Regions from separate parts of the Mus musculus genome. Here all the other regions are linked to region 6. A link is a loop called in an ENCODE intact Hi-C map of the cell type or tissue named here. Cell type or tissue: left cerebral cortex. All regions are shown on one strand.

Evidence for each region. Peaks named below come from ENCODE experiments on the same cell type or tissue, not always from the same donor. Only the 100,000 strongest peaks of a DNase experiment are listed, where the experiment ranks them.
Region 1: it touches region 6 in a loop (2.7-fold over the local background); 15 of 42 quality-filtered maps call a loop at or near these places.
Region 2: a loop joins it to region 6, with 2.0 times the contacts of the local background. A loop is called at or near these places in 2 of 42 quality-filtered maps.
Region 3: a loop joins it to region 6, with 2.8 times the contacts of the local background. A loop is called at or near these places in 2 of 42 quality-filtered maps.
Region 4: a loop joins it to region 6, with 7 times the contacts of the local background. A loop is called at or near these places in 7 of 42 quality-filtered maps.
Region 5: it touches region 6 in a loop (5-fold over the local background); 16 of 42 quality-filtered maps call a loop at or near these places.

The regions. Positions count from the first base shown.
Region 1 is chr9:35,280,142-35,285,141 of GRCm38, forward strand. 4933422A05Rik (RIKEN cDNA 4933422A05 gene) reads left to right here and starts at 964. Exons shown (of 5, transcript NR_040715.1): 1 at 964-1,065; 2 at 2,396-2,456; 3 at 3,217-3,574; 4 at 4,340-4,609; 5 at 4,718-5,000. It also overlaps the pseudogene Gm5614. In left cerebral cortex, a CTCF peak has its summit at 2,486 (motif pointing right); a DNase peak (open chromatin) is centred at 2,489.
Region 2 is chr9:35,307,957-35,312,956 of GRCm38, forward strand. No RefSeq gene overlaps it. Among named protein-coding and RNA genes, the nearest start is that of Gm33838, 2.7 kb to the left of the region's middle. In left cerebral cortex, no CTCF peak of the experiment used is centred here; a DNase peak (open chromatin) is centred at 2,485.
Region 3 is chr9:35,265,149-35,270,148 of GRCm38, forward strand. It overlaps Fam118b (family with sequence similarity 118, member B), which reads right to left and starts at 2,657. Exons shown (of 8, transcript NM_194257.2): 1 at 2,575-2,657. It overlaps Rpusd4 (RNA pseudouridylate synthase domain containing 4), which reads left to right and starts at 2,733. Exons shown (of 7, transcript NM_028040.2): 1 at 2,733-2,930; 2 at 3,254-3,419; 3 at 4,817-5,000. The coding sequence starts at 2,742. In left cerebral cortex, no CTCF peak of the experiment used is centred here; DNase peaks (open chromatin) are centred at 1,920, 2,626 and 3,157; H3K4me3 peaks cover 2,236 bases; H3K27ac peaks cover 1,498 bases.
Region 4 is chr9:35,476,783-35,481,782 of GRCm38, forward strand. It overlaps Cdon (cell adhesion molecule-related/down-regulated by oncogenes), which reads left to right. Exons shown (of 19, transcript NM_021339.2): 11 at 95-298; 12 at 1,169-1,350; 13 at 1,802-1,907. Among named protein-coding and RNA genes, the nearest start is that of Cdon, 27 kb to the left of the region's middle. In left cerebral cortex, no CTCF peak of the experiment used is centred here; a DNase peak (open chromatin) is centred at 2,853.
Region 5 is chr9:35,521,235-35,526,234 of GRCm38, forward strand. No RefSeq gene overlaps it. Among named protein-coding and RNA genes, the nearest start is that of Gm1113, 5.5 kb to the left of the region's middle. In left cerebral cortex, CTCF peaks have their summits at 3,111 (motif pointing left) and 3,315; DNase peaks (open chromatin) are centred at 2,557 and 3,092; H3K27ac peaks cover 368 bases.
Region 6 is chr9:35,422,537-35,427,536 of GRCm38, forward strand. It overlaps a transcript of Cdon not described here. Among named protein-coding and RNA genes, the nearest start is that of Cdon, 27 kb to the right of the region's middle. In left cerebral cortex, a CTCF peak has its summit at 2,434; DNase peaks (open chromatin) are centred at 2,348 and 2,974; H3K4me3 peaks cover 2,029 bases.

The sequences.
Region 1 (5,000 bases), 140 kb before region 6:
GCACATAATTTAAAAATGAGAACTTGTGATGGGAAATGCCAAAAAGCTGCCCAAGTACAGCTTTGTTGTTAGCCTTCTATGAGATATGTATCTGTGCCTCTGAGAAGTACTGCAGAGTCTGGAGGGGCAGGTGGCTCACCCGAAGCCCACTCTGAGAGCAGTAACTTGCCTCTTGGGTATGTGGGATTTTTTTCAGCCTGGGAATGTTCTACCTAAGCCCACAAATCCATTTTCAGCCTTCAAACTACATGTGTCTTTACATCTGATAACTGGGTCTCCTGCTCAGGGCTTCAAGAGCTCCTTCTATGCCTTCTCATTTGATTGACATCCAGGCTTTTAGAAGGGTTCTGGGCAGACACCCTGCTGAGCTCCACTTTCACCTGCAGATCCAGGTGAGCTTGGCACCCTCCTCCTGTGTGCTGATGACAGTTGGTCTTTTTCCTTGGTTTCTCTGAGCTCTAGATCCCCATGTGTCTCTGCCATGGGCATGATGCTCTTGAAGCTCCGCTATAGCTCTCTCACATCATGTGTTATGTATGCCAGGAAACATTTGTGAACCCCCGAAAGATCACCAAGGAGCTGAATCCAATGCAGTTGCATTAGCGTCTCCTTATTCAAGCTGGAGCTTGGGCTCCCAGGCATCCCTTGCACAGTAGGAAGGTGGAGCCCTGAGCCTAGTTTTAGGCAAGCATGATAGAAGCAAGAAGGGACTATCTGACTGGGGAGCCATTATAACCTTTAACATAATTGGCTGGTACTGGGAACCAAATCATAAACTTAACTTCTGTTTTCTTCCTGTTTGGTGGTTGCTAAGAAGTGAGGTGTTTGTTAGGGGCAGGCTTTTAATCTGGAGAAACAGATTTGTTGGGGAATAACTTGGAAACTGGTACTAGGCACAGGTCTTGTGGAAGGGGGTGGGGGTGGGGTTGGAATCTGGTAACCTGGAAACTGGTGCTAGGTGCCAGTTGGTTAATAACTCACGTTCAACCTTAGGTTAGGTTTTCTAAGATGGAGTCTGAACCCAAACGATTTGGTCTCTCACATGCAGACTGGAATTGAACCTAGGTCATGTAGAAGGACAGCTAATGCTCTTAACCCTTGGGTATCTTTCCAGCACCCTATTTTTTTTTTTTTTTTTGAGGAACATCCATGTTGATTTGATTTCCACTCTGAATGCACTAATATATATTCTCACCAGCAATGATTATAGATGGTAGTGAGCCACCCTATGGTTTCTGGGAATTGAACTCAGGACCTCTGGAACAACAATCAGTACTCTTAATCACCGAGCCATCTCTTCAGCCCTGCTTTCCCCCTTTTCATCTTTTTTTTTTTTTTTTTTTTGTAGGAACCATCTTTTATTGGGGGAGGGCTCATCAATTCTTCTTGGCCGCCAACTTCCTCATGGCTGCCAGCACGTTGCTCAGCTCCTCCCGCTTTCTCTTGGCGCGGATGTGCGTGCCCACTCTCTTCTTGATGAACTTGAGTGCGCGCTTGTCCTTGGACACTTTGAGCAACTCCATGGCTCGCCGCTTGTAGGGCGCGAAGCCGCACACCTCCCGGATCATGTCCTGCACGAACTTGGTGTGTATGGTGGGGCGCCCACGTCGCCGGCTGTGTCTCGGCTTACTGACATTTTTTGTCACCTTGTGGCCCTTGTTGAGGCCCACGGCCATGGGGTAGCACAGAGCCATGGCTGCTGCTCTCCGATGGCGGCCGGGACAGGAAGCTTCATCCTTTCTTTTATTTTACAATATTTTAAATTTATTCATTTCATACATGAATGTAAGATATTTTGATCATGTTCTCCCAGCATCCCCTTCTTTTATTTACTTCTCACTCCCAACAGTTCTGTCTTTCCACTCTCATATCCTTTTTTCTTACTCTTCTCTCATATATAACATCTCAGCCATAGTTTCCCCTTCCTCTTCTCCTCCCAGTCCCTCCATCCCACCTCCCTTCTCCTTCAGATCCACCACTCCTAGAAAGCATCAGATTGTCTTCCAAGCAGCAAGGATGAGGGTCTCAAAGCCCACCCCTACACTTCCTCCAACAAGGCCATGCCTAATAGTGGCTGCCACTCCCTGGGCCAAGCATCTTCAAACCACCACACCTTGTAATATGAAGGTGTTCCTGTGTGGATGAGTTTATTTTGTCAACTCTTCTTTTTCTCAGCAACTACTAACTAACACAAACCATAGATACTTGTCCTTAAAGCTTTGAGACTGTCTACCATCAGCACTTGTAAGTCTCCCAGACCTTTTGAGCTCATTTCCATGTATGGGGTAAAGAGGGAGTCTAGCCAGGCAGCTGATCGTCCTAAAGCCACTTGTGGGGAGAATCTTATTACCTCGTGGTGTTGTTGTGACAAAATTTTCTTTCGTTTTGTTTGAAGGTTACAGTGGATTGAATTATAAACAACGTCATGGGGCAAGATTTCATTTTATGATGACAGTGTAAGTGAAGTGAATTGTCTGATACTGCCACCAGATGGCAGTAGTGCCCCATATTTTGCCTATTTCTTATTTCCACTTCCCCAAAAGTGGGAATAGGTTTTAACCAAATACCAAATATCCTCCACAAATCATTCTTTGTCTTTCTTGCCCTCTTGATGAACTTGACTTTGGCCACTCCAGTGCTGTGACTCTTGTTCCTCTGTTATTGTTTTCTTGGCTAGCTTGAGCCTGACTTTTCTGTTCCACGGTGAAGGGGTGAAATTCGTAGGGAGAGGCCATGCTTTGGGTTGCTGGGGAGGATGTGAAATAGAATTCGATTCAGACTCAGCGATAAGAGGTTCATGATATGAAAAATGGAGAGTTTGATCCAGCTGGTCTCAACTAACAAGAGGCCTGGCAGGAATGTGTGCTCACCGCAGGGCTACAACAGCTTAAGCCAGAGATCCCGGTCTGGTCTCTAGCTCTTGGCTAGTTAACTAGGGCTCAGGGTCTAACAACTTGCCTTGTCCCTCAGTCACATGTACTAGTTGGTAGGTAAGTATGATCTTGACTCATTAATATTATACAGACAAATTATTAGTTTGTCATCTAGTAAATAGCCAAGAGAAAATAAAGGTGATGAGTTTGGAAGGTCCTGATCTAAGGATGGGTTTTGGGTGAGGAAGTGAATAGGAAAAGAGGCCCACTCCCTCCTTTTGCATTGCTTGCTGGGTGAGGAAGGCCCTCCAGGCAGGCCTGCCTCCTGTGCTTCTCTCCACAGGATCTTTGTTGCTCTAAATGCCAGTCTGACAGGAACTTACGGATCCTCAGCTCTTCAGGTCTTTGCACCTCCCAACTTCTGCCTCTGCAGACCTTTGACCCCTGGGTTCAGTGCTACGGGTGCTTTCTCTTCTGCAGCTGGTCAGATGGCCCCAGGGCACCCAGAGAATGCACCGGAAACCCAGGAGTTGGACAGCAGCTTCCCCCAGCACAGAGCCAAGCAGAGGCTGACTCTGACCTGAAGTCTGCGCCCCTTTCAGCACTCTGGGAGCTATTACCACCTGTCCATCAGCGGCATCAAGGAGCCAGGAGTGATGACCTGGACAGTTCAGACTGTGGGAAGAGGTCCGCGCTTTGATGTGAGCCACAAGGTCAGGGAGGGAGCAGGAGGTGAGGGGGGCTTCTGTGGAAGACGCCAGTCTGTCTTCATCACCCCTTTCATCTCTTGATTCTCTGTGACCAGATTCCTCCACCCCCGCCTCGGGATTGCACTAGGCAGCATTGTGGGATTCCTGGTTCTAACACCAGTGCGTGGTCGTGCATGGTAGCCAGACCCACCTGCCTGTTACAGTGGGCATAAGTGGTTCACAGTGAGCATTTTATGCAGGAAATACCCAAGTCTTAGAACCAGAGAAGACAGTTTCCCCTGGGAAGTGGAGCATCGCCGTGTATGGAGGGGGTGCTGTCTTGGACACTGCAATCCTTTACCTCTGCTTCTAACAGGCACCTACTAGGCCTGATCGCACACCAGCAGTTGCAAGGGAATCACCAACTAGAGAGGACCTCCACCCTCACTGGTAGAGAGAGAGGTGGGGAAGGAGATAGGACAGATATGGGGTAGGGGGTGGGAGTTACCACTAGGAGCCAACCCTTTCTCTGTCTTAATTTGTGTGTGTGTGTTCAAATATACGTCTCATGAGTATGGGTGCTCGTAGAAGCCAGGTTTAAGATCTCCTGGAGTTAGTTAACAGTTACAAGCTGCCTGACCAGGGTGCTAGGAACCTAACTTGCGTCTTCTAGAAGAGCAGAAAATGCTTTTAACTGCTGAGCCAACTCTCCAATATCTCCCTGGTCCTTTTTTAGTTTAAACCAGATTTCCCTTGTCTCCTCCTTCTATGAATTAGGAAGAAAAGCCAAGAAGGGAAGAAAGCTTATAGGGCGTGTGATCTGAGTGGAGTCTGGCTTTCCTCACTCACCAGGACCTGAAAATGAGCAGAAATTGGATTTCAGTATTTGGCATCCCTTACCTGTTCAGAACGTTCTAAATGTACTAGCTTGCCTAAGGCTCTCAATAACAGCTGTGCAAGGAATATACTATTTCATTGAGGGGAAACACAAAGCCCAAGAGGGGCCAAATGGTGTCTTAAAGCCACGTCTGTATGCAGCAGAACCAGGTTTGTACTCATTTTGGAATCCTTGTTCTCAGCCTTGTGTTGTCCTGATGATCCAAGTGTTGTAGGAGCTAACACAAGTTTCTTGTCATTTCTTCCCCATCTTTTCAGATCCCAGCTTGTCACTGGCTATGCAGAGCCCTGAGCAAACATGGAGGTGTGTGGCCAGAGCAGGAAAGAGCATCATATCTATCATGGCAACAAGCCAGTCATGTCTCTATGTCCATACTGCTGCTAGCTGGCTGTGCCACAGTCTCTCTTGGCCTCAAGGTCCTTGTCCATCAAACAGGAAGATGAGACAGAGGCTATGATTTGTGTCTCTGGATAATGAAATCCCTGAGGTCTCTTTTATTTCCAAGACCATAAGTTTGGTAGTTAAAATTATTTATTTAGG
Region 2 (5,000 bases), 110 kb before region 6:
CAGGGTTAGTTCCAGTACCTCAGATACCAGAAGTCTAGAGGGAATTCCAGGTGGGGGTCTGCTAAGACATTTGTTCTCTTTCAACAGAATGTGCACTGAGCACCTCATAGTGCTGAACACAGTAACAGGTACCAGGGACCCACAGTCACCTCTGAAGCTGAACCCTAAGCAGCAACCTTACCCAACAAAACTCCACTTCAGAGGAGTTAATAGGCTCAGAGTCACCTATGCAACAGGTACCAGCCATTTGGTTAAAATCAGAATACGGGCTCTTTACTCCCCTGCTTTTTTAACCTACCCTGACTGGATGAGGAGGAGACACAGAAGGAGAAGTTGCCTAGGCAGGGAGAAAGGGAGAAAATCTGCACAGAGGAAAGGACAGGTGCCTGAGAAGGTTCAAAGAAGAGAAGAAGTCATAGTGCACGTTGTATTTCATTTTTGATTGCTATAGTAGGATACCTGATGCTGAACACTTTACAAAGAAAAGAGATTATTTAGCTCAAGGTTTTGGAGCCAGGCCCTGAAGATTTTCCAGGATATTAAAATCCCGGTGACTTTTCTTCTAATTGCTCAAACAGCTTAATTAGTATGTTTGCAACACACCTTTACTAGTGTCACCACACTGATAGAAATGAAACCCAGAGTTGCCAAGGGGCCTGAGTGCCTGGATCTATTTGGAAATGTTGAGATACTTTCCTGAAGTGAATTGGGACTTAAAGGATGGGCAGAAGCTCTCAGATGAAGGAAGATGGGTATCTAAAACACACACGTGGAGATCCTGTTGAGTCTAGGTAATGGTGGAAAGTTCTGAATGGTAGCAACTGAGATATGCCAGTGTGGTGGGGATATGGCTGGAGGGAGTTGGGAACAGGGGACTGGCTGAGGAAAGCTGTGAAAGCCAAGCCAAGGACCCAGGTCTTAGGGTACCACTTCTTAAGTCCATGGCTCCCTCTCACAGCATCTGGACACTGCCTTCTTACACCAAGGCTCTTGGAAGTTTTCTCTAATCTCTTGTTCTTATGAACAACCATATCTAAATTGTTATGGATGTAGGAAAGATTTTGTTAATGCTTAAAGCATTTATTTATTTGTTGCTTTTGAGATAGGGTCTCATGCAGCCATGACTAGTTTTGACTTTTTAGGTAGTCAATGATAACTTTTTTCTATTCTTTTTGTTATTTATTTATTTGTTTATGTTTGAGACCAGGCTGGCCTTAAATTCACTATGTAGCCCAGGATGATCTTGAATTTCTGATTATTCTTCCTTTATCTCCCAGTATTGGCTTATGTGGTTTATTGTTGGGTATTGAACCCAGAGCTTTGTGCATTCTGTGTAAGCACTTTAGCAACTTAGCTCTGTTCCCCAGCCTTGCTTGAAGCATTTTAAAGGAAACCTAGTTGGTTCAGAAGGTTCAGAAGGCATTACTCTAATTCCTTTACTCTTCAACCTATTTTTAATATCCGATCTGTTTTTGTGGATTCTTCAAGGAATAAAAGAATTCATCACTTTCCGTAATACAAGATCCTCATATTCTTATGCATTCACCAATGAAAACATGTACTGGACTTCCAGGGTGTGAAGTCTGCAGCCAAGAAGAACTAAAAGACACATTCTTTGACCACAGCTTGCTCATCTATGAATGTAGGAAAGTGGGAAGGAAAGGCAGTGATGGATCTGTGGACATGTGTATTATTCAGCACAAGGGATTCGGAGGCACATGGATCCCAAGTTCAAGGACGGCCTTCTCTTTGGTCTGGGAAATACATTGCCTCTCAGAGAGCACTTATTCCATGACTTTGCACTTGTTGGTGTCCATGTTTGTCTCTCTGACAATAGATTGAGCACCTTAAATAAAACCACAAAAGAAGGGTCCTTTTTCTCAGGGTGAATCCCTGAGCCCAGCCTCATGATCTAACTCATAACTCCGTTCAGTTAACGTAGTGAGATTGATACATGGATAGTAAGATAATGAGTTTCCCTTAGATGTTCAAAGCACATAGGGATTCCTATGGACCAGAAGGGCCATGTTTGAAGCATTTAAGAGGACGTGTAAGCATCACTTATGAGATGCTTAGTTTCTTGGGGTGGGGGGTGGAAAATAAGAACCAAAATAATGAGGTTGGAAAGTGGTAAGTTGGGGAGGAGAAAGGACTCTCATGATCAACCCTGGTTAATGGTTTGCAGGTGGCAGCAGACAGACTCTGTTCTCCAACATGAAGCACAATGGATTCTCTTGGGCAAATAGACCATGAAATTTTAAAATTTGAGACCAGGTGCTGGGCCTAGGGACCCTGGCTCATCCTGGGTGTTCTCTTGGGCACTGGAGAACCAGATGATTCTCTGTATTTTTTTTTCTGGAGGTTCCCAGGGCCCTGCTCGCCACTGGAGCCTCTGCCCCGTTCTGAGTCAGTCCTTTCCCTCTCAAATTAAAACAGCTAATTTTAGACACTTCCTGATTACTCCTAGCTGGGTCTCATTAGCAGATTGAAAACGGGTTGGAGCCTCAGCTGGAGAAGAAACAACTTTCATTGGTCCTGGTCTGTTTTCCATCTCCACATTGCTGTTGATGTTGGCTGCCTTGGAACAAAGCAAAATGAACTCCTTCCAAAGAGAGTGGACCACGGGCTTCTGGCTGAGAGCCTGGGGCCGTGGTAAGGGGTGAAGGAACACATGTCCGATCGAACATGACCACTGCTGGTGGAGGGCACATGTTTTCTTCATACTACATCTCAACAGTGCATAGGCATTCATTTTTCATGTATATATTCATTCAACTTTTCAACTTAGCATATGCCAGGCTCTGAACTGCCCCCGTACTCCACTGCTTACTATATCCCATGCTATAAGTATACAAACGTGTTCAATGAATACTTTGCTAACCAAGATCTCACAGTCAGGTGAGTGCAATAGACTACCACATGCCTGCCAACAGATGTAAGTCATGTCAAGGTTCAAAAGTGGAAGGATATACAGCAGTATGGTATAACAGCAACGGACATTCACTGCATCCTTATGTCCCAGGTTCCATCTAAGGATCTCACATTTGCTAACTCACTCAAGAACCCAATGAACATAGACGAGGACCACCAAACTCAGTAGGAAGTGAGAATCAGGTAACAGATAGATCAAGAGTAGGGAGAGTCTTCCAGGCAGATGGAATGTGTATGCATTAGTCTTTACTGTCAGCTCAACATACCCAAGAGTCACCTGGGAAGAAAGAGCTTCAACCAAGGAGCTGCTCAGATCAGAACGGCCTGCAGACAAGTCTGTGTGGAACTGCCTTGATTGATGTGGGAAATGGTGGATGGCACCATTTCTGGAGAGTGGGTTCTGGGCTGTATAAGAAAGCTGGCTGAGCAGAAGCTAAAAGCAAGCCAGCTAGCAAGCAGCATTCCTTCACGATCTCTGCTTCAAGTTCCTCCCTCAAGTTTCTACCTTGGCTTGCCTCAATGGTGGATTTGGATCTGGAAGTGAAAGCCAAGTAACCCTGTCCCTTTCCAAGGTGCTTTTGGTAAGCATTTGTCACAGCAACAGGACACAAACAAGAGCAATGTGCAAAGATGTGACTGTCAAGCAGAGGGCGGGGAACCAGACCCCTCTTCCTACAATTCCTTTTTCTCTTGCCATAGGAAAAAAGAGTCATGCAAATACTCTGTAGTTGGTTGGACATCTTGATTAGAAGGTACATTTCCATCATCTCCAAGGCATTTTAATTGCATTGAGAATGGGCTCCAAAAATCTTGCCCTAGTGGAATTGCATCTTATTCAGTAGAACCACAGTGAGGGACCTGTTAAGACCTCTCCTCTAACTGCTCTCTCTCCCTCTCTCCTTTTCCTGTTTCCACAAATGGTCCCAGCAATGTTTGTTCCATTTTTAGGCTACTCTAGATTCTCCTTTGACATTGTTCTTCTCCCTCCACTAACAGCTTGTCTCCTGGTGGAGTGGATCATTTACATTTTTTCTCTCTTCTTTTGCAGTCCCAGTTATCATGTGTCTGTTCCCAAGTGGGATGTGTAGTGAAGGATATCTCTAACAAATACAAGAAAAATCACTACCATCCTCAACAGCATCCATCATCGTTGTCACTATCCCCCTACTCAGCATCAGGAGCAGTGGCATCACCATCATCACCCTCATCAGCCACAGCACCAGTCTGAACAGGACTGGATACCACATAGAGCTCAGCACTCCCTTATCCCCTTCTGTCTAACAATCTGGTGCCAGGAATTGAGATTAGTGTAATATGTTAATGGAAGACCTAAATGATAGTATAGGGCATACAGAAGAGACACTGCTAGCCTAATTTGGGTTATGATGGGCTGGAACAAAAGAGATATTCAAGTCTCTGAAAGGACATTAAGGTCCTACCTAGTGACTTTATCAATCCCTAGTCAGATAGCACAAGACCCATGGCACTCCTGGTTTTGACTACCACTCTTCAATGACATGAGGTTACTTCTTGGCTGCAATCTCAAGGCAATGTGGCCCTTTCTCTTTCATACATCTTTCTTCTTTTCTGTGCATCCTTTCTCCTAAATCAGGAGCATAGGAGTTGGCTAGCATGCATCCAGCCAGAGGGAAAAGGACAGTGCCTCTCAAGGAAGCCTCCCTATGCACCGTGTTTTGCTATACAATGATCCTCTCCAGAACACTTGAAGCCTAAAGCCCTTCTTTTTTAATGGGAACAAGAGACTCGTAAATACCAATGCCAGACTCCCTTGGAAGCTCCTGGCTCAGCTCTTGCCTCTGGGCTCCCAGCCATAGGAGTGTCTCCCAAACTGCTCTCCCTCCTAGCAGCCTCCACAGGATGACCTCTGGTTGTGCTGAGCACCCTAGGCTCTGGCCTGCCTGAGACTCCCTCCTGCTTGCGATGCTGTGGATTAGCATCTCTGAGCTGACTATAGCACACAAGTCCTTCTGAAACTTGGGTTTAGAGTTGCTTGTCCAGCATTTGAGGGAAGGTCTAACAGCTAAGATTTTGGAACACTCCCAGGGAGC
Region 3 (5,000 bases), 160 kb before region 6:
AGGTTCTTTATGTAGTTATGTAAATAAGCTGTGTTTGACTAGATCTGTAAAAGTGATGGCCCAGTAACAATGTTTCCTTCCTTGGGCTGAAGAAAAAAAAAAAAGTTTGGACAAGAGGTGTTTCTAATCAAAAAGACAAGATGAAATTGGTCAGGAAGTAGACAATGCCCCAAATAGCTCTGGTTGGAATTTCTCAAATGAGGAAGAGGAAAAGAATACGGGTTTGAAGGAAAGAAGGAAGTGGGTGCATGAACTGTTTTGTTTTGACACAGTCTCTCTATGTAGTCCTGGCTATCCTGGAATTTGCTATGTAGAACAGGCTTAACTCATGAAGATCCCCCTGCCTCTGTCCCTGAGGGCTGGGACTAAAGGCATGTCCTGCCACACTAGGCCCTAACTCGACTTTAAACTGTGAAATGCCATGATTCATGGGAGAAGCACTAAGGAATCCGTAACTTTTGTAATCAAATGAAGAGATAAACAGCAAACCTGAAATCTTTAAATTCTTCCTAGAAAATCTCGGACTAAGCCTTTTCCTCCCAGTGACTGTTGTCTTTATTTTCAGGCATTATAGAGTGTGCCTACAACTAAGATCACAGCTTTGTGTTGCTAACAATGACATCTGAGTTGTTTTGTTTCATTTTGTTTTTCTTTCTTTCCTGCCAAAGAAGGCCAATTCTGTAAAAACAAATGTTAATTCTTGAACAGTGCAAAAAAGGTAAAAGTATAAATATTTTTCTCGAAATTCTTCCAAACCATAAAGGTTCCATACCTAATATAGGAGTGTAATTAATGTAATGATGTGATTTTAAATCCTGATGTTCATGTCTTGGGAAAAGGGGCTTTCATGTGACTAACACGTGATCCTCAGCAGTTCAGAGACATTAGAACATGGAACTGGAGCTTATCAGAAAGGATAATTCTTTTAGAGTGGAATTTCTCAAATTTTATATAGGTGTTCTACTTGTGAATTTATTGGTGAGAGGGGACAAAGCCACTAATAGAAGAAACAGTGTTTCCCAAACTGTTCCCATGGAACTACATCCAGATCACTTATCTTATTACAGAAATACAGACAAGTCTTCCCACCATTCTCTACCTTCGTTCTTCACGTCAAAAAAAAAAAAAAAACTGACAGAAATATAACTGTTCAAAATGTTCATAAACAGACTGGGTGTGTGGGGGTGTAGTCTTTTATTCTAGCACTAGGGAAGCAGAGAAAAAGGTCCATGAATTGGAGGCTAGTCTGGTCTACAATGTGAGACCTTTAAGACAGACAGACAGACAGACAGACAGAAAGCAAACAACAACCCAACCTAACTCAGAATCACTGCAGCCACATAAAATATTTGTGAGCTTACTATATTAACAGGTTTGGGGATGAAAGAAGTCCTCCAGTAATTCACATCACACCTTGACTGTATAGCTGGTAATTCACATTTCAAGGACAGTACTTAGCAGGGGGGAAAAGACCGCGGAATGGGACGGGGCTTCATTAATGATCATCTACATTACAGCAGCCTAGTTGGTTTCCCGGATATACTTTCCTTTTTGATCTGTCCTGCTTTGTATTGCCACATTCCTCTCTACAATACCACTTGCAAGGGATTTCTCAAGAAGTTTCAAAGATCCAACTATCACATGAAGTTTAAATTCTTCAACTTCTAGTCTTCTGAGGCTATTCACCTGTTCAACTGTTTCACATGTGGTTTCCTTCTGCTAATTCATTTTGGAGGGAGAAACACCCAAGCCTAATTCAACTATTCATTCTCTAACTGAAATGCAATCTGGCTATCTTGAGGGAAGAGTCACTAGTTCTCACGACATCCCTTCAGCATCAGCTTCCCCAGCAAACGGCATGCGCATCCCAAGGTGTTTTCGAGATTACCATTCCAAAACAGCTGTTCATATTCCCAGCTGCCCTTTGGCGATAGGAGAGTCGTCGTTTGCAGTTCGGGAGTCTCTTGTAGGAAAGGGAGAGAGAGAGAGAGAGGGTTCGACGGTTTCAAGCTATGGAAGGAAAGACTAAAGGAGGCAAAGGGGGAAAAGCTCTTTACTTTCCTTGGGAAGAGTAGATAAGGGAAGAAAGAGGAGACCCCAAGAAACGAACTCTAGAGAAAGGTCAGTATAAACCCGTAGCGCTCTCGAGGTAGGACGTATGGGGCGGGGGTCCTGGATGAAGGAAAAGAACCGTCATCTTCGGGAGGACTGGCTACAAACAACGCGAAACAAAGGGGTTGGCAGTCGCAAAGCGGGAGGTTGGAATATGAGAGATCTGGGGATCTCCGGAGGACGAGCGGCAAGAAAACGAGAAAGAACACCACACGTCCCTCTGAGGACCCGCCGAGGACCTGGTTGCTAAGAGGGACCAGACAGGTGCCGGTAAAGACTGAGGAGCAGCCAGCTTCACTTCTAAGGACGCGGGGGCGGGGAAGTGTTTCTGCGTGGAGTCGTGCCCCGAAGCGAGACACGCTTGCCAGGGCAGTGCTCTCCAAGAATGGAGATCCGGGCCATGCGAAAACCGTTGGGGCACCGGCATTTCCCAGCCCTCGCCTGGCTTCCCCACACACTCACCGCGTCTGCTCCAAACGCCACCGCTCCAGCTGCAGCTACCGGCCGGCGCAGCCGCACTGAGCGCGCACCGCCCCACGTGACCCGTAGGCTACCTGCCCACGTGATCAGCAGGGCCCACCCCCCCCCCCTTCCTCCTCTCCGCGCTGTCCGGCCCCGCCCTCGCCAAGATGGCCGCGCCCTGCTTGCGTACGCCTGGTGTCCAGCTTTTGAGTATGAGTTCGCGTCCCGGGAGATTGTTCACTCCCGGCTCCTGGTCGTTTTGTTCCAGCGCTACTTCCTCTAGGCCCCTGAATGCTCAGAGATTGGCAGAGAAGCTCCGAGCCCAGAAACAAGAGCAAAAGGCAAAGGAAGTGCGGGTGAGTCTAGAGAGACTCAACTTCCGAGAAGCGATGCTCTCACGGCTTTCTTAGGTGTGGGGTGTGGTAGGCAGGTCCTGTAACAGCAAGTACATCAATGTTGAGAATATTCTGTGTGGTAGTCGGAATACCGCACTTTTGCTACTGCCAGACCCACCGCGTGGGTATGCAGATAAGACAGATGGCTATGTATGGTCCCAAAGGAAACATGAGTCAAATTATACAGTACAGTCATTCCACGGATTTCCACCTAAATCGCACTTAAGGCCATTCCCAGCGCTTCACTCCTTCATTAAGCTTTTTCCACCTTTCTCTTTCCTTAGGTGCCTACAAACCCCGTTCAGCGGAGAGTGCAGGAACTAGTGCGATTCACACAGCAGCTGCAGCGAGTTCACCCCAATGTGCTTGCTAAGGAACTGAGCCGAAGGATTCTCCACCAGGACAACGACCTCGTGGTCATTAATAAACCCTATGGTCTCCCTGTCCATGGTAAGAGCCATGTGGGCTAAGGAGAGAAACCTGCTGCTGCTTCCTCTTCCATCTAGGGTCACCCCTGAAGCTTTATTCATGAGACACTCTTGAATTCAAGTTAATTAAACCTTATTATCCCATGTATGTGACTACTGGTAACAAACCAGTGTCTAGTCCCCACTTGCAGATACCTGACAGTGAGCTGTATGCAGCCTCCCACAGGAATTATTGCAGAGAGATACAGAAGCTCAGTTCTGCACTGTGGGCTGTGTACAGCCACCCACAAGAATCGATGCGGAGAAATACAAAAAGTTACTTGCTAACTGTTATTTTCCATCAAAGTGGTTAAAACAAAACAACAACGAAAAAGGAGTTGGGAGCCAGTGTGCGACTGCCGCCCCAGGTCTAGGGGAGGATCCGGTGTTCATGTTCAGATCAGTCTCAGCAGCAGCAAAACTTCATTTCAAAATGAGAGAGGTAGAGAGACAAGGCTGGGAAGAGGAAATAATACACACGGTTGCGGTACACAGTAACCCCAGAGGGACTGGAACTTAATAGATGTCCTGATGCTGCTGAGTGTTCTGATGGGGGACGGCTGAAGTGAGTCAGAATTGAAAGGGAAAAAAAAAAAAAAAAAAAAAAAACATTTGTCAAAGGTCTGCAGGAGGAAAGTAAATATTTTAGCAAAAAAAAAAATATTTTAGTTGGAATAAATCACTCCTTTGGTGGCAGTTCCTCTAGGTTTCGTAACGAGTTCTTGCCTTACTATTTATTCTCTGCTTAAGTTTCTAGTTGTTGAGGATAATTTGTTTCGGGTATTTATATTTTATAGATAACAAAGCTGGAAAGGTCAGATGGTGAATACAAATAGTAAAATCCAGGGATGTCTGATCTTAGCCCATCATCTTTTTTGTTTGTTTGTTTTGTTTTGAGAAGGGGCTTTGTATAGCCCTGTCTGTCCTGTAACTAACTCTGTAGGCTTTGAGCTCATAAAGATCTCACTGCCTCTGCCTTAGGAGTGCTAGGATCAAAGGCATGCACCGCCATCACTCAGCTAGAGCTCATCTTCTTAGCCTCTCTTCTAGGGAATGCTTCAGTGAAGCCTCTCAGGCCCACAGACTCTGAAGAGAAAGTCACAGTGTTTCCCAGACTTATTACTTGAGAGCCCTTGGGGTGCTTGTTAAAATACAAGTTCTGAGTTTATAGTCTGGAAATGGTTGGCCTGCATTTCATTTTATAGCTAAGATCTCTGGGCCTATTAATATTAGTAATCCTCACCATATTGTTCATAGCACAACTGTAGAAAATGGAGACAATTGTTTGTTCTGTCAAGATTGAAAGGTGATTATTATCTCAAGACTGAGAGATTGTTCTCTCAAGAAGAGTTCTCCAGCCTCTGGCTCTTTCCTCCGTAGGTGGCCCAGGAGTCCAGCTCTGCATCAGTGATGTACTGCCCATCTTGGCAAAGATGCTTCATGGCCACAAGGCAGAACCTTTGCATCTGTGCCACCGTCTGGACAAAGAAACCACAGGTGTAATGGTTTTGGCTTGGGAGAAGGACATGGCACATCAAGTCCAGGAGCTATTTAGAACCCGCCA
Region 4 (5,000 bases), 54 kb after region 6:
CACCAGGTCTGGAATTACCTACCCCTCAGAGGATTTTAGGTTATTCCTGTCTCTGACATCATGGTGACGGAAAAATAAGTGTTCCAATTTTCAGTCCCAGAGGCACCAGATCGACCTACTATCTCTATGGCGTCGGAGACCTCAGTCTATGTCACCTGGATTCCCCGAGCAAATGGTGGCTCTCCCATCACCGCCTTCAAGGTGGAATATAAACGGATGAGAACTAGTGATTGGCTGGTAGCGGCTGAAGACATTCCTCCTTCCAAACTCTCTGTGGAAGTTCGTAGTTTAGAGCCAGGTAATAATGCTTTGTTGTTGTTGCTCTTGTTGTTGTTTGTTATGATAACAATTTATTATTTTGAAGATAAAATATGAAAAAAAAGTTATATCAACTCTACCCATTCATGCACAGTATATATTTTGTTATATTTCTTTCCAGCCTTTTTTCCCTCAGTGTCTTTATATACCTTGGCATCTTGTCATAAATACAATTTCATATGCCTCATTTTATGTCTAACTTTGTAAGTGTATCATACTTTGCTTAACTATTCTTTTTTATTTTATTTTATTTTATTTTTGGTTTTTTGAGACAGGGTTTCTCTGTATAGGCCTGGTTTTCCTGGAACTCACTCTGTAGACCAGGCTGGCCTTGAACTCAGAAATCTGCCTGCCTCTGCCTCCCGAGTGCAGGGATTAAAGGCGTGCGCCGTTATTTCACTGGTGGAAATAGAAGCCAAGGCCCTGTCCATGCTAAGCATGCACTCTACCTCTGAGCTACATTTCCACCCCTTAACCAGTCTCCATTTCTGGATTTTAAATTGCTTTTCCAATCCCAATTCCTGAGTCTATTAAAAATATTATTTGTAAGAGAGAAAAATGTATAAATAAGCTTACACTTTTTGATTGGGCTCATGGCCATTTTTGCCTTTGGAATCTTGAATATGCACAAGTGTTGTAGATGTCTGTGTCTAACTTAGCTGGGAGAAGGCAGCAGTTTTAGATATGGGTGGAACCAAGTAACATTTTCTGAACTGAAAGCTTTCCAGCTTTGTATTTGGGTGATAAAGAAACTTGGTTTAGGATTTTAATTTATTCTTTAGATGCATCATAGCCTTGTTACAATTTTTTTTAAAATTATATGTGTTTTGTTTTTGCCCCATCCCCCAAGGTTCAATATACAAATTTAGGGTCATTGCTATCAACCATTACGGTGAGAGTTTTCGGAGCTCAGCATCCCGTCCTTACCAGGTGGCCGGCTTCCCAAATCGTTTTTCCAATCGCCCAATAACTGGACCTCACATCGCATACACAGAGGCTGTTAGCGACACTCAGATCATGCTGAAATGGACGGTATGTGAGCGAACACCTTCTTGGTGAGATTTCATGTCAGCAGCGTAGTGTTCTTATGGTGTGATGCTTGAAGCTGTTGAACATTTAATTGCAGAGAAATGGACAAGCAGTGAGGTTTGTCTGCAGCACATAAACTAAGAGACAGGGTTAAAAATGGCACCACAGTTTCTTCTGCTCTCATCCAAATGGTGCTAATTAACATTTTATGCTTTATTCTCTTTGAACCAGTGTGCATTTTTTTGAAGCTAATGAAGTGTGTACCATTTTATTTTTATTCAGTTTTGTAGTAAGCTAATTGCTCATATACCTTTGAATATCTCTGAATCAGGTTTAAAAAATGGTCACTGCATATACTGCAAAACAAAGCAAGAAAAACGTTGCCATACAGATAGGGAAATTAGGACATCACTTTTATTTTTGCTTCTGACAAGTCTTCGCTTCTGTTTTCTAGTATGTTCCATCAAGTAACAATAATACTCCCATTCAAGGATTCTATATCTACTACCGGCCAACAGACAGTGACAATGACAGTGACTACAAGAGAGACGTTGTGGAAGGTGAGTGTTTTGGTAAGATGGGGAGGTAGGCTAAACATCACAAACCCATCTTCACGGGCTAAGACTGGGTTACACATGAGCTGGTACATGCTGATGGATTTGTTTCCATGTAATCCAAATTTCCCAGTCTCCCCTCTCCTGCGACAGTGCCCTGATTTTGTTGCAGAAATAGTTATAATAAAAGTATGGAAGAAGATAATTTGTCAGTAGTTCATCTGAAAAAGATTTTGACTTTGTTTTTTACTTTTTTAATGACCAGTGATCTGAATGTATAAATCCTTTGGAACTTCTTACTAAATTAAAAAAAAAGAAAAAGTCTTGCTCAGTTTGTAGACCGCTATACTCGGACGATCGCATATCAAGCATGCTACCCACCTTTAGAAATGTCGAGGAGTTGGAGTGTTTTGTAGAGGAAACAAGCAGCAGCCCAGGTGTGAAGGGTGGCAACACTGCTCCTTGGCTGCATTTCCAGTACAATCTCGAACGCTGCCTGTGGCCTGGTAGCCTCTGTGACCACTGGCCCACGTCTCTCCCGCAGCCATGTCTTTTCACAGGGGATGTTGACCCCAGCCTCGGGTCCTCGATGCAGGATAGTTCCTGCTGCCCACCTTTCCCCTTTCCTAATGCTTTGCATAGGTATTCTCACACTCCTCTGTTGGAACTTTGTGTGCTTGTTCTCAGACCAGATCTTCCCTGAAGTTCTAACCCAAATTAAACCCTTTGTGCTTATTTCACAGCGTTTGATCGAAGTCTAGATATATGAGTATTTGAAATTATATATTTTTCTTACTAAATGTGAACTTACTTTAGGCGTGGGATCTTTGTTCCCTCTACTGGATTCCCAGCTCCTTCAATGGTGAGGCAATCAGTATTGGATGAGTTGACGGAAGTGTGAATGGAGCCCAAAAAAGCAATAGAGTGTCTGCGGATGGGTTGGAAATAGGAAGCAACATGAGAGCGGGGTTCAAACTGGCAGACTTCTGTGTGGGAGGGAAGCTGCTTCAGTCCAGACAGATGGTTATGAGGAAGTGATGGTTATAAGGAGGAGAATTTTCTTATATAAAAGTCTAGGTTCCCTCACAGTGTAAAAGGTTCCTTGGGTCTGGAAGCCTCGAGTATAAGCCGGATGCTTCATTCTTGGTACTATTTTAGATTGGGATTCTTGGTATTAGAGGAAAACTTCTTCCAAGCTCTGTTGTTAGTCCAGAAGTCTGACCTTTTGAGATAGTAAATGTCTTGGTTGGATGATCATGTGCTTCGTATGTGCCAGGCCCTGAGTTCTATCCTGTATATACATACATCCCTGTGTATACATATTTATACATGTGTATAAATACATATTGTAGCAAATCTTGTCAGAAAATTGCGTTGGGCCTAGGATTTGCCTTATGACTTCCTGCCATTAAGTAGTTTTTAAAAATCAATTTAATTATGCTATCTCATATCAAATATTACAGCATTTTGGGGACTTTATTTTTTATATTTATGAGTATTTTGACCACATGTGAATCACATGTATGCCTTGTACCTACAAAGGTCAGAGGAGGGCATCAGATCCCCTGGCACTGAAGTGTGGATAGTTAGTTGTAAGCTGCCATGTAGGTGCTGGAACCAAACCAGGTCCTCTAAAAAAATGATCAAGTTTTCCTCATTGTTGATCGATCTTTCCAGCCCAGGTAGGATTTCTTTTAGTACATATTCAATGGAGTTACTTTTGTAACATAATAAAAACGTTATAGACATGACTCTGTTTTGAATGAAAGAATGGTTCTTTCTCTTTTTCTGTAGCTTTCAGTGGCAAACTTGTTCTGTGCTCTCAGAAGTCAAGGTGGTAGCCATCTTGGGGGAGAGAAGGAAAAATGAGGACAGTGGGGTGCAGCGGTGTTCTCTTGGTGGTCTAGACATCAGGGCCTTGGAGGTTTGCTTTGTGAACATTCAGTGCAGTGTACTTAGAGTGTGTGTCTCTTCAGTTTGCATATTTTCTGTCAATCAAAAGGCTGTTCGAAAAAGCAGAAAGATAATTATGACTTCTGCATTTTGTTCTGTCCAAGTCTTTGTTTTAGTTCAGATGATTTAGAAGAATGGGGATATCAGATTTTTATTTTTAAAACTTTTGACATTGGTTAAACATTTGGCATAAGATGGTTCTAAGCAGAGCAGATGTTAGGTGACACGAGCAGCTGTCTGTGTCTCTCCTTCACCCTCGCCTTCCTTCTTTACCTTCTAGGAATCCCTGTGCATTAACGGTTTCTAAACTGCTCTTTAGAGGAATCTGAACTTTTCCAAACCTCCGTGATAGGAATGTGAGTCTGGGAAGAGCATTTAACAGCACATCATGTATAGCGGTGCTCATGGATGGGAGTCTCTCTTAGTTCTCAGCAAGCTTGTTTATAAATGTAGCACACTGAGCAGTTAGATGTTTAAGTGGGATCCGCTGTGCTGTGTAATTTGCGTATTGCTTATTTTCATTTCGAAATTCTTTCTGTGGCAGTTGGAGCTATTGGTTTATTCTTCCAAAACCAGGAACAAAATACTTCTTTTAAATATGTACCTAAAATTTTCTTAAAAGATTTGGATACTTATGTGTGTGTTGACCAAAATTTAGCGCCCCCCCCCCCTTTAATGAGTCCATTATAAAGACTACAGTAAGAACACTTATATTTCATACGCTGTCTGATCTTCTAATTCTTTGCCACATTTAGATAACTACAAATGTTCTCAGCTTGACAGTGTTTTTCTGTGGAGTATCTTTATCTTGTTAAGTGGAGTGGCAGGGACACCGGTGTGTAAAGCTTACTCTGCTGTGCAGCTCTGAGGGGGATGCTCTGCAGAGGGTGTACACTCACTGATGGGGCTTAGACCCAACAGTGCACATAGCTGCCTCACTCATCAAATATAAACACTCCTTCTCTTTACCAACCTATAGTGTTTGCTGTTGGAAAGATTGGACACAACAATAAAATATAAACCTAAGAAGGTGTAGATTGTAACTGTTTTCTCCTAAAAACAAGTCAGAAGCTTAACCCACTGTTACTGGTTCTCTGAAACCTAACTAGTTCTTTGGCTCTAATGGAGATGCTTGTGGATGGGAGG
Region 5 (5,000 bases), 99 kb after region 6:
CACCTCTTAGAGACAACTGCAGACTCAGCCTTTTGTGCTGTGTGCTTTAACCCAGCTCTCTTGCCTGTCGTAAGCATTTTGGAACGGGACTCTGCAGTATCAGGGCTTTAGAGGCAGAGTGTGGAGGACAGGGATGGCTGGAGCAGGAAGTAGATGCTTCTGGAAGTTGATAGCTTTTCCATGTGCACCTTTTGGAGGCTAACTTGGGCCCCTGGGGACACCAGCAGGAGACGAGCTGAAGAGCCGGAGAAGACATGGGTCAGAGGCTGCACAGTCAGCATACCCTTGCTGTGCTCAAAACGGAGAGAAGGAGAAAGAGGGACAGAGGACCAGCTAGGGTCACTGATCAGACACTTTGTAAACTGTGCCTCGGAGACTGGAGAGGAAATGAAGGAGGCCCTAGATGGAGTGGCGGGGAAGGAGAGATGAGCAGGTCACAAGAGGAAAGAACAGAGTTATTGAGGGTGTGACAGGAGCTAGCACACCTGCTGGGGCTGTGGGAAAGAAGGTCTTGTTTCTGGTGCCAGAAGTGTCTGGAAATTAATAACCTGCTTCGCCATTCCAGGGGCCTCTTCACAGCAGGCATTTCCTGGGCCGATTTATGTAAAGTTTTTCCTTTCTGTTTTTAACTTACATTAAAAATAAAGAAATATGTATTTTTACACATGTAAGTTAAAAAGAGGTAAGGTTAAAAAGGTGATTACAAGGCTGGTGGGTAACTCAGTGCAGAGTATGTTTAGATTATGCAAGGTTTTAGGTTCTGTTCTCAGTAAAACACACACACACACATACACACACACACACACACACACACACACTTTATTCATTTTTCCTGTGTAATCACTTATTAGATTCAGAAAATTACTGTTATTTTCATTATGTGATGTAATACTTCATGAATATGTATTGTGCTCCTATTTGAAAACAAATATTAAAGTATTCATTGATCAAATATAATAATGTATTTTATATACCTAATATAAAGTCAATTATACTTCAGCCTTCTGTCCAGTTCTACACTGCCACAGTTCTACATTACTACATTGAAAGTCTGAATTTGTGGAATAGCTGTGTGAGGTGTGATGGGGGAGAGTAAGGAGCAAGGCCTGTCGGGGTGGTTAGAGCAGAGATGAGATTTTCTTCCTCAGAAGTCAGGAGGCACCAGGATCGGATAACCCTAAGGCAGGTGTAGCCCAGGGGCTGAGAAGTGAATGCTACCCTTGATGCATAGGTCTCACCCTAGGCAGGGAGGAAAATGTCAGCAGCCTGGATGGAGATTGGGGAGGTGGGATAGAATTAGAGACCCCCCCCCACTTTTGTTGTGCCTCCCAAATTTCTTAGTTTACTGGCACAGAAGAGCAAAAATGGTGATTTAGAAGAAGTAGTCTGGGGCTGGAATGTTTAAGACTAAGGTGCTGGCTGGGTGGTGGTAGCTCACACTTTAATCACAGTACTTGGAGGGAGAGACAGGCAGATCTCTGAGTCTGAAGTCACCCTGGTCTACAGAGTGAGTTCCAAGGACACCCAGGGCTACACAGAGAAATCCTTTCCTGGAAAACCAAACACCAAAACAAACAAAGAAAATAAAAAAACCAAACAAATAAAAGATCAAGGCATTGGAAGGCCAGGATGACTGGCTAGGTCTGCTCTCTGTTTCTAAGACTGTGCCTTGATGCTTCTGTTCTGGAGGGGACAAGCACCATGTCCTAATGTGACAGATGGGCCAAAAGGAATAAGCTCTTTTCACCAAGGACACCAATCCCACTCCCAGGGAAGGACTTCTGCTTTTTAGAAGTCCACTCCCTAATTAACGTTGCCCCAGCAACATGTAACTTTTGAAGAAACAAACCTCCTAGATTCTGGTGGACATTGGAAGGGAGAGGAAGCCCCTGGGAACAACTCTGATTTTAATGAACTAATGAAATGTGTATTTCTGCACACTTGAGTTTGTAGAGTAAGAGTCACTGTTGTTGTGATTGGCATTGCTCTTGTTACTATCAAACAGATCATGAGCTGTGACATTAGGTCTCACTGGCTGTTAGGTGCTGCTTGGTGCCAACAAAATGTCTAAGTTTCCTTTGCCAGCCTTCAGCTGCCAAGTTATTCCCTGGATTTTTCCTAGATAAAAGCAAGAAGGGACTTCTCTTAGGCCTGAGGTGACAGTATGGGGACAGTTATTTTCTGTTAAAAGGCCTGTCTAGAACACACAGGTTACACCTGAATTAAATCCAAACAGTATCTCTGTGTGCAAACCAGAGGGGGCATCTATCAAGACAAGCCCTCAACCTTTGACTGTAGGCCAGGCACCTGGGATCTGTGGAGAAATCCAGAGTCCACAGAAACCTCCAGCTTCTCTCTTCATCTTTCAGCACTGGCTGGCTTCCCTCTCCTCCTTTCAAAGCCCTCCACCCCAACCTGGCCCGGTGTTCCAAGTTTTCTGGCAAAGGCTCAGGAAGGAGTAGGGAGTTCCCTGAATTTCTCCATAGGCTTCAGGGGGGAGACTTGGCAACTGGGAATTGTCAGCCGTCTCCTTGGCAACTAGCAGCCAAATAATTCTGGGAATGGAGGCGGGAGGCGAGCTGTGTGCAGGGCAGCCAAGAGAAGCAGCCTCCAGCTCCAGAAAAACCTCAGTTCCTCATTATTTGTGCCAATTGGATCCTGTCGGGAGACAGAAACCAGGCACTAGCTGAAAAAGAACATTTAGCATAAAGAATTGATGACAAAGCCCAAGGTTAATTAGGTAAGGGGAGGGTAACCAGAGAAGGCTAAAATATGGGGAGGCTACACCTGCAAGGTCACCTTCTGCTCTCGGGGCTGGAGAAAGCCGGGAAGTTCTCAAGAAAGGGGCCTCTGAAGAGGGGACATACTCAGTTGGTGGTGGGGTCCTGGAGTGAGAAGGAAGGGCTTGTGTACCCAGACCTGGAGTCTCTTGGGCGGGAGTATAGGGGTGGATGTGGATAGTGGGGTCCACGATGATGTTACAAATGTGGAAGGCACCTGATGTAGGACGGCCAACCACTGCTGGGAGGAAGGAGGCACCATTTGGGTGCTACTCGCTGGGAGCACCAATGCTTGTCTAGCCATCCACTCCAGCCTGCACACGCCCTCTAGTGGCTGAAGCCAAAAAAGGAGTAGCTGGTAAAGCAGAAATAGGTCTACAGGGTTGAAGCCTGTTAAAAGGGTTATAAAGTGTTACAAAGCTGAATGTAGAGACTATAAGCTCGGGGCTGGGAAACAAGAGCCTACTATTTGCCAAGGGCCAGAAAGTTGGAACTCCCAACCTTGTTGCTTATAGAAAAAGCAATACTTTTCATCAGGTTTTGGTTCCCGAAGAATCACATGAGGAGGTATGGAGAGTATGGGCCCCCACCCCCAGGTCCCACCTCTATGGCCTGAATCTGACTTCTTTGGAATGATTATTGAAAGTCTCAGGTTCTGACAGCTGGGAAGAATTCAAACTGGTTTTACATTTACTTATTCAAAGATTTTTTTTTCATTTTAAATTGTGTTAGTGTGTATGTGTGTGCTCATGGTGCATGCATGTATGTACATGTGCCACACATGAATGCAGGCACCCTCAAAGGTTAGAAGTGTCAGCTTCCCCTAGAACTGGAGATATAGAGAATTGTGAACTGCCTATTATAGGTGCTAGGAACTGAACCTGGCTCCTATGGAAGAGCAAGAAGCGCCCTTACTTAACAGCTGAGCCACACCCAAATATATCGTGTGTGTGTGTGTGTGTGTGTGTGTGTGTGTGTGTGTGTGTTTGTGTGTGTGTGCATGAGCCTGCACCATGGCATGTGAAGATTAGAGGACTAAACTATACTAACTATAATAAAACTACAATATTACTAACTATGTCTGCGTTTAAAAAGTAGTTGAGCTTTCTACCTCCTATTTTAAAGAGATGCAAGATTTAAATGTAATATTTAAAACATTTTGTGAGAAAACAATGCTAGGAGACTATACAATCTACTATACAATCTAGATTCTGAGATTTTAACAAAATAGAAAATCTGGACTCTATAGAACAAAGGGAAGATAGCAGATATAAATAGAGCATAGAAGATATTTTAATATATATCATGAATAAAGGGTTCACATCTATAATACAAAATGTAGTCCTTACCCATCCATAAGAAAAAAAAAACATTACCTGGCATTTAAAAGGGCAAAAGATGAAGAGTCCCGGAACTGACCCTGTGCCAAGCTCTCCATACCCAAATCCTACCAGGAGAGAGCTGATTTCCCAGGAATGCTGACATACCTGAGAGCACAGGTGAGACCACCACTTCTTCTCTGAGGGACCTGTCTGGAGCCCTCAGGACACAGGAACTGAGGAGCAGCCTGGGACAGAATCCTTCCAGTTTCCATCTACACCTGGAGCTGACCCTGTGCCACAGCTCTCTATACCCAAATTCCACCCAGAGAGAGTTGGTCTCCCAGGAGTGCTGACACACAGGCTTACAGGAGAGACAAGGCACAGTCAGAGACAGCAAGACTAGCTAACACCAAAGATAACCAGATGGTGAGAGGCAAGTGCAAGGATATAAGCAACAGAAATCAAGGCTAGTTGGCATCACTAGAACCCAGTTCTCCCACCACAACAAGCCCTGGACACCCCAAGACACTGGAAAAGCAAGACTCTGATTTGAAATCACATCTCATGATGATAATAGAGGACTTTAAGAAGGACATAACTAGTTCCCTTAAAGAATTACAGGAAAACACAGGTAAACAGCTAGAAGCCCTTAAAGGGGAAACACAAAAATCCCTTAAAGAATTATAGGAAAAGACAACAAAACAGGTAAAGGAATTGAACAAAACCATCCAGGATCTAAAAATGGAAATAGAAATAATAAAGAAATCACAAAGGGAGAAAACACTGGAGATAGGAATTCTAGGAAAGAGGTCAGGAATCATAGATGCAAGCATCAGCAACAGAATACAAGAGATAGACGAGAGAATCTCAGGTGCAGGAGATACCATAGAAAACATTG
Region 6 (5,000 bases):
GACCACAGAGGGTGGCAGGTGTTTTAAGGGCAGGCTGTTCCCCAGTTGGGCTGTCAAATTTAGGGAACCTCATTAACAGAAAGACAGCCTTTGTGTCCTAAACCAGACACCTTGGGAAACAGGAGGTTGGACTAAAAGGTAACGTGAGATTTTGTCTCAGGCCAATGCCAGGAATGATGAAAGAGGCTGAGTTAATTCAGAGCCCATTCCTCACTGATACTATACCCCTCCAATTCCCAGTAGACATTTAGCAGAGCTCAAGGACTGTAGTCACAAGGAGGTGGGTAGGTGGCTGGAGAAGAGGTGCCTTAATTTTAATATAATTCTAGACATTCTCTTACTTTCTAAATAACTCTAACTTTCCAGTCTCTTTTTAGATGAAAATGTGAGCTATAGATGGTTGAACTTTTAGGATAAGATGAAGGAAAACCTTCAGAAAAATATCAAATTAGTGTTAAACTCGAAATAGCACCTTAGAGAGGCACTGAATACTGTAGTCTCTGTTATGCACATGTTGAAGTAAACTGCCACATACTTTTAGTTATATGAGAAGGATGGAGAAAACCTGTTTCATTTTGTAAAGACGTGCCTTGGGTGTGTGTTTGGCAGTGTGCAAAGGAGAAACATTTATATTTCTATAAAACACACAAATGTATATTGTTTAACTTTCTTGCAAAAACTCGGATACAGTATTTGGAAAATCTTTCTTTGAATGGTTTAATCACCCAGCAAAATCAATTGCTGGAGGTGCTGCGCTATTGTTTGTGTAGTAACTCACTAGGGATGCTTTGATTGACTGCTGTGGTTCCCATCAGCCTCTGCTGTGCAAAGTACTTAAACAGTACTGACTTTCAAGCAGGAAGTACAAAGAACCGGAGGATCTGACATACACGAATCTAGCTTGTGTAGGTTGCTTCCTGCATCTCCCTTACCTCTGGCGGATTTTGCAGGTGGCTTGACTTTTTGTGGGAGGCTTTAAGTTCACTTTAAGATAGGACCTCCCCTATCCTCAGGGCATATATAAAGAGCAGTGCCCAGGGATAGAAACTTGTGTCATAGGGTGGTGCTCCACAGGATCAGGTAAAGTGTAGTAGCTGCTTCTTATGCTCCCCTCTTGTTTTCCCACTTTGTGTGTGCACTCTCGTGGCTCTCTAGACAGCCCCTTTCTGTTTTTCTTTTTAATGGCAGTAGGATTTTTGTTCTTTGGGGTGGTTTCTTTGGAGAACAAGTAGACTAAAATTTGATGACTGTTTCTAAGTAAAATACTAGGGAAGTGATGTCAGGAATTAAACGATATCTTTGTGAAATCAAAAATATAAAGGGTAATGAGTTAGAAAATTTGTTTTAACGTGTGTTATTAGTTAACATCATGTGATCAGCATCTCTACTATGTAGAATTATAGCTAGGACAGTACAGTTACCTACCAGATAGTCATTCTTTAGCTTAATGACATTAATACTTAATAAAAACCAATTCAAATAGGAATTTGAACTCTAACTGTACTTCTTTGAAAGAGTTGTTTTTAATATCCGGCTATTTTATTTGTTTATTTATTTATTTATTTATGACTGATGCTTTTTTCAAGAGATTTTTTTTTACTCACCTAGATTGAATTAGAAAATGTTACATTGTTTTTATTTACACTTTTATATTGTATCCAAACTTTTGTTGTGTAGGTGGCCTGCATCCACTATGCACAGGAGGGGAGGGCTGTAATTGTTTACTGTTAAAATTAAGGGACTGGGCACAAGAATATACTTAACGTCACTTTTAAATACTGGAATCCTGGGTTACATTGAAATGAAAAGCTGTGGGTTTTTTATTGTTGTTGTTTTTAAATCCTTCAAGTTTTCTCTCATTGTTTGGGCACTCTCCCTCCATTGTCAGGCTTAAAACATACAGTATCATTGTCATCTGTCCCTTGAATAATGGTCCTGAGGTGATATTATTAATGTGGCTTTTTAAAATCAAACTAATTATACTTGCCTAAAAGAGCCACATGTGTGTGATTCTAGCTGCCTGGTGCCTTTTGAGAGCCCTGGAGACAAGCTAGTGAATAGAGCTGAAAATTCATGCTGTATTTGATTAAATGGAACAGACTCGCTGCTCCTTACCCCAGCAGGGGCTGTGAGATCTCTTGATCCCCGAAGCGGCTCCTAGACCCTGGGAATTCCATTAGCGAGCACCTGAGGAATTTCTGCCCTGCAGTGCCTTTTTTGTATGTGTGTATGTGTATGCGTGGAGAGGGAGCAGCACTGAGTAGTGAATGGGAGGGGGAGTAGAGGGGGCGGAGAGCAGGCTGCATTAGAAGGCTCCATATGTTAGCAGATCTAAAATCAAGGCATGACTTAACAGCTTATCTTGTAAGAGAAAAGCCCAACCCAAAGGCAGACTGCTAGTGGGGACTTTATTACAGGCAGGGCTGTGGTGGTGTGCTTTAGCACTGAAGCGAACCCTAGTGTAAGCACAGAGAGGCGCTGCTTTCTGCTCTCCTTCTAAGTTCAAGCGTATACATATTTGCAGCCTTGGTAAGTTTTTTTTGACTGCTCTTTGGATGAATATGTGAAAGGGTATTACAGTGTGCTTTTGCCTGTAAGGGCTGGTGTATTGTGTAATAATTTAAAATTTGAGAGCAAAGTCAGGCTTTTAATGGCAAGTCAATTGCCTGTGCAGAAATGAAATGCTTGTTTGAATGGGCATATTTTAGTTTATAGCTTTGTTTCCATATGATCTTGTTATGCTTCTTCTTCTTATAGAGTTTAAAGTCATTTCGTCTCTCATTTCTGTTAGCATTTAAAACGATTCTGTTGGCTTTCTAGTATTTTGAGCCATTCCGACTTGCCAGCAGCCCCAAGTAAATGAAAATAGAATTTCCAGAACCATTCTGGAGCAGATTTGTGGAGAAGCTTTGGTGTATCTCCTTCTGCCCGCCTCTTGCTCTGCCCTCCATATACTTTGGGAACGACTTTTTTTCAGCTTCCTAGCCCAGTTCCTTTTTTGTGTACTTTTCACAGAGGACTGGTTTGGAGTTTGTGGGTAGTATCGTTAATTGATTCTCATCTTCTGGGAATGTGAATCACAGAGTGAACAGTTTTCAGCTCATTTTGAATGTGGGGGCATGCTTGATGGCTGCTGAGATATGTTTTATTGCTATCTAAAATCGTGTAGATAGTGCTGTTCTTTTCTTCCCGTTCCCATGTAGCCCTGTACCAGGTTCTTACAATACCACATGTTTAGAATATCAAGAATCCCCCCTTTGAGAACATGTTTACTTCTTTTCCTCTGTCACCCCGGACATGCCTTTTAAGAAGTAGATTAAACTCTGAAGTCAGCGCCTGTTTGCCTTCACGGTTTAGTTGCTGTATAATATATTTTGATAGCCAGGGATAATTAAAAAACAGACAAACAAAACACCATTATAGAACATTTTGTTCTGCTGTATATGAGTTGGAATATGAGTAGGCGCTTTCAATTCTTGAATGTCAAGGATGTGCCGTTGAATAGAGAAAATGAGTGTGTAAGCTGCTTACGTTATTGAACTTAGGTTACACATTCTGCTCCTTTCCTTGCTGGAAGCTGTGGAGTTGATCTTATTTTTATGGTACTGTAATAGAAATTGAATTAAGGGGTTGACATGGAACTTGCTTTTCAGCTACTCCTCTTATTGTTTATGTGAGCTTAGGCAATGGTCTTGACCTAGCCTTAGATCCTTTATCTGTAAAATGGGGATTAAGTGGATAGGATATCTTCCCTCAGTGGGATTAAATGAGTAAAGGAAAGTAAAACATTCGGCAGATAGTAAAACTTCTATAAATGTTAGCTGCTGTCATTTTTATAGATTCCTCCAGCGCCTGTTTGTGTGTTACTTTGGTCCAAAAATGATTCCTTTCAAGTTCTAAATAAGGAGGAAGTCTTGTAAGTTTGTAACAATGTGTCCCGTGTAATTGCTACAACCTCATCTGTTAAATAGTTCTTCAACTTCCACTTGAGACGTAGAAAGCAGGTGGAAACAATGTGTGGAGCTTTTTCCAATCTAGGCAGAGGTGTGCCCAAGGGTACACTCCTGTGTGCAGCAGGTAGCCAAATGAAGTTAGGTAAGTACATTAGGTAAGCACTGTCCCATCTCTAGCGCTCCAGTTGCATTCAGTTGTCTAGGGAGTTCTTCCTCAGCCTTCCTCTCCCCCTGCAGCCAACAGCTGTGCTGCTGATCAGTTTTGCCATAGGGTCAATTTGCCTGTACTTGAACTTGGTGAAAGAGTCATACAGTGGCTGCATTTCTGAACGAGTCTTTATCCCTGTGCAGTTTACCCATGCTGTTGTGTGCAGTACTTATTCATGTGTTTCAAATTGTTATAGTCTTTTGTGTGTTTTGAAATTTATTTTATTGGCACCTGGGGTATATGGTCACTGGCAGAAAAAAAAAAAAAGAAGAAAAATAGCTTTAGAAAAAAAAAAAAACCAAAAAACCATGACTTTTTTTTTTTTTTAATAAATGTAACACTGAGTTGGAGGTAACTCAGTTACCTTTGTTTCTAATTCCATATACCAAATCCTCTGATACTACATTCATTTTCTTTTCTTTCTTTCTTTCTTTTTCTATTTTCCTGGAGGTGAAGGAAGGAGCTTCAAGATAGAGAAGGGAGTATATGAGCTAGGGTATGGTTTTCCTGTTTAGGATGAAGTTCCTTGATCAATACTTAGAATTTAGCAGAAATAACCAACTCAACTATAGGGTCCTGCTCGTTGGGTTGGAAATGTAACAGCAGAATGTTTACACACACAGATGTGACTCTGTGTGCAGAGACTGCTTTTTGATTTAAAAGAAAGTCTATCAAAAATTGAGGGGAGTAGAGCTAAGATGCTCTGCCCCGGGAGACGTTGAAGAACAGGGCCACACAGTTCTGTTGTGGAGAAGAGTTCTATCCAGTCTGAACAATCTCCGTACGTTGAGACTCTGTTTATGCTCGTTGAAATTCCTTAATATGGGGAATGAAATTTA